Regions from separate parts of the Homo sapiens genome. Here region 1 is linked to region 2. The links are chromatin contacts, found by Hi-C or POLR2A ChIA-PET in ENCODE. All regions are on one chromosome and are shown on one strand. The core of a region is the stretch at or near the end of the contact, and the rest is flanking DNA. Distances in the headings are between cores, read along the strand shown.

The links. A loop is a pair of places that touch in the nucleus more often than their neighbours do. ChIA-PET counts read pairs that join two places held with the same protein, here RNA polymerase II (POLR2A). Pooled maps may share reads with other maps.
Region 1: a map of endothelial cell of hepatic sinusoid shows a loop between it and region 2 (3-fold over the local background). The contact joins two enhancer-like sites. A Hi-C loop is called at or near these places in 2 of 168 maps with a recorded cell type or tissue (endothelial cell of hepatic sinusoid and endothelial cell of umbilical vein) and 4 of 50 pooled maps. POLR2A ChIA-PET finds 5 or more read pairs at or near these places in 2 of 52 experiments (AG04450 and BJ).

What each region holds. Positions count from the first base shown.
Region 1 is chr3:149,531,054-149,534,927 of GRCh38, reverse strand. All of the region lies in intron 4 of WWTR1 (WW domain containing transcription regulator 1), which reads left to right. Among named protein-coding and RNA genes, the nearest start is that of TM4SF4, 58 kb to the right of the region's middle. Within about 2 kb of position 1,966, at least 3 of the 41 ENCODE cell types and tissues checked have a DNase peak (open chromatin) inside an H3K27ac peak, as active enhancers do; they include endothelial cell of umbilical vein, where a contact is called at or near this core.
Region 2 is chr3:149,620,035-149,623,549 of GRCh38, reverse strand. The region is part of intron 2 of WWTR1 (WW domain containing transcription regulator 1); the gene reads left to right. Among named protein-coding and RNA genes, the nearest start is that of WWTR1-IT1, 30 kb to the left of the region's middle. Within about 2 kb of position 2,154, at least 5 of the 41 ENCODE cell types and tissues checked have a DNase peak (open chromatin) inside an H3K27ac peak, as active enhancers do; they include endothelial cell of umbilical vein, where a contact is called at or near this core.

The DNA.
Region 1 (3,874 bases), core at 717-3,216, 88 kb after region 2:
TTCCTGGGACACCTTCAGCTCACAAATAATCATTTGTCTTTCACATCCTTACTTCTTCAGCTATTTTACACATCACCCGTCCTCCAGCTGCTAGGAAAGGGTATTTTTTAGCCCATAAATAATTACTCACTTCAGAGAGCTAGATAGTTGACCACAAACTCACCAAGAGATTCTTGAGCCCTTATTTTGCAAGTCTTTCCACCCCAAGCTTGGACATAGACAAAAATAAATTTGTTGGAGGAGGGTTGGGTCAGGGTCAGCAGGGAGAGCTTTCCTTCTGAAAAGTGCCCTTGAAATTGGAACTTGTAACTTTGCTTGATGGGTTGTGAATTCCTAGGACATGAGCTCCACTCATATACGTTGAAAACTATCATTGAATACATCCAGTTCATTCTGTTGCCCTGTTCAGGGAGGAAAACTATGTTCAGGAAAGTTAAATCGGCTGTTTCATTAAATTTCCTCTGAACTGTCTGAGGTAGAGGGGTTGGTCTTTCTATTTTATTGCTGGGAAAACAGGCTCGGAAAAGTGAAGTAACTTGCCCAGTTCTCACAGCCAGCAGGTGAAAGGGTTGACAATTTGAGGTCTGTCAACCTCAACCCTCAACTTTTCTTTCTCTGCCACACTGAGACTTTGCCACACTCTTAACTCTGAGCCTCAGTTTCCTCATCTGTAAAATGGAGACAATTGGGTTGTCACGAGGAAGAGATGAAATAACACGTTTTTCTTTTCTTTTCTTTTCTTTTTCTTTCTTTTTTTTTAGACAGAGTCTCATTCTGTTACCCACACTGGAGTGCAGTGGCACTATCTTGGCTCACTGCAACCTCCGCCTCCTGGGTTCAAGCAATTCTCCTGCCTCAGCCTCCCAAGTAGCTGGGACTACAGGCACATGCCACCATGCCCGGCTAATTTTTTTGTATCTTTAGTAGAAACAAGGTTTCACCATGTTAGCCAGGATGGGAAATAACATGTTAAAGGGCTTAGAACAGTGTTTCACACACAGTAAGCAATATGCAATTTTTAGCTAGTATCTCTGCCTCCCACACCATTTAACACTATCAGCAGCTTGTTCTGTTAACTGCGTCAATGTGCCAGGTCCATTATAAGTACGCTTTCTAATCTTTATAGCATCCCAGCAAGATCAGTCTTATAAACCACCTTTTTTTTTTCAGGTGAACAAACTGTCAAGAAAGGTTAAGAATTTAGTTCAAGATGCCACAACATGTAGTAACTGAACTGGGATTTGAACTCCAATCTTTCTGGTTCCAAAGACAGTTTTGCTCTTGTGCCATGCTGCCTTTTCGGTGCCAAGCTCTGGACCCCAACTTAAACCCCAACTACTGTTTCAGAAATCCGGTGGCTAATAGCCTGGAGAATTGAGAAGAAGGCAGTTCCTGCCCTGAACTGATAAGTAACTAGAAAGCCCTTCATCGTATCTGCCTCAAATCTAGGCTAGAAGAGATCTTCCTTCTTTCCTGTGACAGTTCATTAATAATTTGAGAGCCACTGTGTGCCCTTCTAGTCTTCCCCTGTGGTTAAATAGCCCCACTCTTCTTCATAGGATGTGATGCCCTGACCCCTCTCTATCCTGATTGGTCTCTGGTCACTCTTTGAAAAGATTTCAGTAAGATAAAGTGTTGGGTAGGGACCTGGATGCAGCCTTGCACTTGAAGGTTGATTGGAGGAAGAGGTCAGTTGGACTAGCTAGAGAAGCAATGATGACCTGCTTCTTGAGACAGAAAGCAGGTTTTGAGCTTGGTCTAGGAAACTGAAGGTTTGTTTGGAGGGCAGGGTGGACACAGAGGGGACCCTGGAAGGGATCTGTGAATATACATGTTTAACTGGAGCACAGTGGGAAATGAGTGACAAGCCAGCTTAGCGTTTGTTTTCCTGCCTCGACTAGAGGGAGCAGAGGAAGGAAGGGGTGCTGAGTGAAGGCAGCTGCACCACCGATGCTCAGCGGCAGAGGCCTTGAGTTATGCCCTCAGCCAGCCTTGACCAACTGTCACCCCTCTGTTTCCATGGAAGCTTACTTCATCCAGTGCCTGTCTTTGTCTTTGCTTCAGCTGCTTTAGTTTCATCCATTTTGACTGCTGCTGTTTGGTCTAAGTCAGACGTTTGCCTTTCATTTTTACCCACGCAAGGGTAGTGGATGTCATGTGGCAGTCCAAATCCTACTGGGTCTGGGCTTTAATTTTATACCTAAATTTAGTTTAAAACAAAACCCTCCCCTGTTTGGATGGCAACATGTTGGTGAGGTTAGCCCTTTTATTTTCAGACCTCGGGTTTTGTACAGTTTCTTTTTCTCTTTCAGTTCATGAGTTGGAATAGGGAAGTATTTTCATTCAAAAAAAGGCTAGAATTTTTAAAGTTCTAAATATAGAACTCGTATTATAAAATTTAAGTGAAGTAAAACATCTCACTACTTTCCATTTATATTCGAACAAATTTTATGTTATATAAAAATGGTTTATAAACCTCTCCTTGTTTAAAAAAAATTGTTTTCTTAGCCTTGGTGACCATTATGATGAATTTCACACTTTGGTTTAATCCCTCCAAGGTGAAAGTTGACCAGGAAGAAACCTCTCACCACTTAAAGTGGATCAGTTCCACATGACAGTGTGACTTTTAAAATTGTTTATTTTGTTTTTTTTGAGATTGGAATTCAGAAAATGAAATAATAATAATTCCTTCAGTATTTATTATGTGATCTTGAGTGCCTGGCACTGTTCTAAGCACCTTGTAGTGTTATCCCGTTTTATCATCACAGCAGCCTTCTTGGGTGGGTGCTCTTATTATCCCCACTTTACAAATGAAGAACAGAGGGTTAAATAACTTTCTGTTAGATAGCAGGACCAGGTTTCCAATTCAAGCATCTAGCTCCTGGCCACTCGGCCCTCCTGTTCATCCTATGTGAGGAGCAGGAAAGAGTGCAGCAGGACCATTTCTTGAGGATGGAGCCTGCACCTGGCTAGTTGGGTTGTATACAATAGGCTATTATTTCTCTCATATTTGTGGCTGAGGTGAGATTGCATGTTCTTAGTTTATATTTCCAAGTACCCACTGTATGCCTAGCACTGTTAAGGTAGTTGGGTACAGGAGTGAACATGACAAACAAGGCCCCTTCCCTCGTGGAGCTTACATTCTAGTAGGAAAGACAGAGAATGAAAACTTAAGTTGCACTGAAGAAAATTAATGCAGATTAAGAGACAGAAAATGACAGGGGTGAGGCCATTTTAGACAGGGGTGAGGTAGGAGCATCTCTGAAGAGATGGCGTCTGTAGGAGGCAGGCGTTAAGTGAGGGAATAAGCTTTAGGAAGACTCGAGGAACACCTTGCAAGCAGATAGAACAGTTGGCGCAGGTGCAGGAGGTGGGAGGAGCAGCAGAGAAACCAGGAGACTGGAAGGGGGTGAAGGAGGGGAGCACATCAGAGACATGGGAGGAAAGGGTGGCCAGGGCTGTTATGCAGGGTGTGGTGGTCTGCAGTGAGGACCTGCCTCTATTTACCATCCAGGTGGAACAAGAAGCAGGTCGCTTTAGAGCAGGGGGTCACGTGAGCTTCACTTTGGCTGCTATGTGGAATAACTTGTGACCTAAGAATGATTTTGGAATAATCTTAGACAAAGTGTCCTATTATAAATAATAACTTTCTAACTCAGACTGGCCTAATTTATATTTCAAAGCTATTATTCAGGCCGGGTGCAGTGGCTCACGCCTGTAATCCCAGCACTTTGGGAGGCCAAGGTGGGCAGATCATTTGAGGCCAGGAGTTCGAGACCAGCATGGGCAACATGGCGCAACCATATCTCCACTAAAAATACAAAAATTAGCTGGGCGTGGTGGCACATGCCTGTAGTCCCAGCTACTCGGGAGG
Region 2 (3,515 bases), core at 905-3,404:
TTGCAAACTTAAATGATGTGGGATGCCTTTCACAGCTAATGGCATCATAGCATGGCCTTTGGGACTGCCCAGAATTCCATTTTATAGCTGTACCCTACTTTGTTCATCTAGCCCCTCTTACTGAGCATTTAGGTTCTTTCCCATTTTCACACTTTAAATGGCCATATGATAAACATTCTTTTTTTTGAGATGTAGTTTTGCTCTTGTTGCCCAGGCTGGAGTGCAGTGGCACAATCTCGGCTCACTGCAACCTCCACTTCCCAGGTTCAAGTGATTCTCCTGCCTCAGCCTCCTGAGTAGCTGGGATTACAGGCGTGCACCACAACACTCAAATAATTTTGTATTTTTTTGGTAGAGACAGGGTTTCACCATGTTGGTCAGGCTGGTCTCAAACTCTTGACCTCAAGTGATCCACCCACCTCGGCCTCCCAAAGTGCTGGGATTACAGGCATAAGCCACCGTGCCCAGCTGATAAACATTCTCAAAGATTTTTAAGATGCATCCTGAGTGCTTCATTAGAATTTGTTCTTAGCAATGGAATTACTGAATCCAAGGCTATTATTGCCATAAATTTCGATGGGGATAGTAAGGAAAGAATAATGATAAACTCAGACCCACTTTAGTGGGTTACTGAATCGAGCACATTATTATTATTATTTTGAGACAAGGTCTCACTCTGTCACCCAGACTGGAGCGCAGTGGTGTGATGTGAGCTTACTGCAGCCTCTGCCTCTCGGGCTCAAGTGATCCTTCTCCCTCAGCCTCCCGAGTAGCTGGGACTACAGGCATGCACCACTGTGCCTGGCTGATTTTCTGTATTTTTGGTGGAGATAGTTTTGGTTTGGTTTTGGTTTTGGTTTGGTTTGGTTTTGGTTTTCGCCATGTTGTCCAGGCTGGTCTTGAACTCCTGAGCTCAAGAGATCTGCCCAGCTCAGCCTCTCAAAATGTTGGGATTACAGGCGTGAGCCACTGCGCCTGGACGCACGCTCACTTGCTTGCTTTCTTTTTCTTTCTTTCTTTCTTTCTTTCTTTCTTTCTTTCTTTCTTCCTTCCTTCCTTCCTTCCTTCCTTCCTTCCTTCCTTCCTTCCTTCCTTCCTTTCTTTCTTTCTGGGAAAATATGGTTTGGTTGTAAGTACAAAAAGATAATTATCATTGTTATATGTTATTTGTATTATATTATTGGTATAAATTTAATGTCTCTAATAAATTACTTTGACAATTGGTCATTCATATTTTCATGGTTTTTGAAAACAAAGTGTATCTTTCAAATAACAACAACTTGATAGAAAAGATCATTGCACCTGGGAGAATAATAACAACATCCCAAATTTGCTTTAAGGTTATACCTGAAATGTCATTGTCAGAGAAACAACTCATAAGTCTGGGTTAAAACAAGCCTCTTGCTGATTTTGAGGTGATCAAATTTATCATAATAAAAAAATAGTTATTACCAATCATGTCATAAGACTGGGGGGCATGCAGTGAGCAGAAGCAGATAGGTTGTGCAGGAGGAGGGTGTGGGATATGGATTCATAATCTCTACCAAAATATTTTTTAGATAAAGGTGAGTGAGTGAGAGTTGAAATAAAGATAAGGAAAGTTCAATGATTGATTAAGGCATTTTGACTCTTTGGGTCCCAGAGCAGACATCCTTATGGTGGCAAAGAAAAACCACGTAACTAATTCGGAAATTGTGCCAACAACATGTTGAAACAGTAGTAGAGAAATTCAAAGTTTAATGTTAGGTCACTGGTCCATCGTCCATGTACAACTTTGAGAACACCTGTAATGCATTACATCAGACATTAAAACATATGTAGTTATTTAAAAACTGATCTGTAATATAACTGGGCATAGACCATATTAGTATGATTTCTGTCTTCTGAGTGAATGTTTTATTTGGACTTCTTCCTCTCTTTAGATTTTTGCTCTTCCTGTATTTTTTCTTTCTATCATCTTTAGCAAAAGATTGCTAGTGAAAGGAGTTGCACCTGGTTACCTTGATTAACACATCAAGAGCTCTGGAAAATCTGGTTGCTGGTCTCCAAATAGTCCTGACCATGGGAATATACAACAAGCTACTGTGGTGCAGCGGTCTCTTGCTCTCGGGGCCTTATTTATTACAGCACTTGCTGCTAGCATTAGTCACTTCTGTTTGGGCACTGTGGTTTTCTGCTTCCTTCCAATAACATTACTTGAGTTAAAAAAAAAATTACAGAAATGTAGTTTCACAAAGACTTCTGTGATTAGAATTACTGTCTGGAATTTTTAAAAGCAGACAGCAAAGAAGCAAATTTAAGAAACTTGAAAAGTTTAAAAACAAGGACTGTTTCTTTATAAGGGAGGCCTAAAAACTGTTGGGTTCATATTTTTTGCCCTTTTAAATGCCATATTTAGTATACTTCAAAACAGTTTAAGCAAAGCAAAAGCTGAGGTAGAAAAAGCATGTTATTCTGTGACATTTTCAGGACCCTAAAGTAAGAACGGCAGCACATTTGTTTTCAGGAACCTGTGGTTCATTCAGCAAAATTAATTCCAATACAGAATTGTTCCTATCAAGGGTGACATGGATTCTTTTATGATGCTCCAGATTTCTGGTAGTTTGTTTGCATTCTCTCCACTTGTGTCATTCTGAGAAAAGAGAATAGTCATAGGACACTACAGTTGAAAAGCTTGAGATTCTTGTGTAAAGGCTGATGTGTGTGGTCTCCTAGCTCTGCATCCTAGAGGTGTGGTTTATTCCCCCATGTGGGGCAGATGCAATTGTAACTTTTTGCAATGGAAATGCTGTTAGTTTCCAGACAGATGGGATGTGAGCTGGAACTTGAGGACCTAGATAGATAAATAGGACCTAGATAAAAATGATCTAGGCATTTGTGTTGGCTGCTATAAAAACATCCTCTGTCATGTGGAGTAGATAAGATACTCTATGTTGTTTTAAAGAAGTCTTTTACAAAGAAGATGAGTGTGTGTGTGTGGGGGGGAGCGGTGGAGGAGGGGTGCAGAAGAACATATGAGATCCAGCTCCCCAGAGGATCTTCCTTAAGGCACTTGGAACTAAGTTTGAAGGCACTGCCCACAAATTCTCTCCTTCATCAAGACTTGTCAATCCAGCTAAGCTCTGTGGTCACACCTACTGTCATCTTAGAAGATGAATTCTGTGGTTGCCTCAATTTAATGGCTGACCAAAGAGGTTCCAAAAAGATCCAGTTAGATCCTCAGGTCTCATATCATGGAGGTTGGGGTGTCCATGACCTCTGTTTATGCTCTGTGTGCCACGCTTCCCTTTATGGGTTCTTTATCTAAAAAATAAAGAAACTGAGTTGTCTGAAACCCTCTTTGGAGGAGGCAATCTGGTGTAGTGGTTAAGAATATGGATTCTGTAGTCAGAATGTTTGGGTTTTGCAACATCTCTAAACTGAGATGATACGAAAACACCTACCCAACAAAGCTGTTTCTAGGATTTAAGAAAGCGTTTTTCTATAAGAGTGCTATAAGATGGAGCCCAGGACCA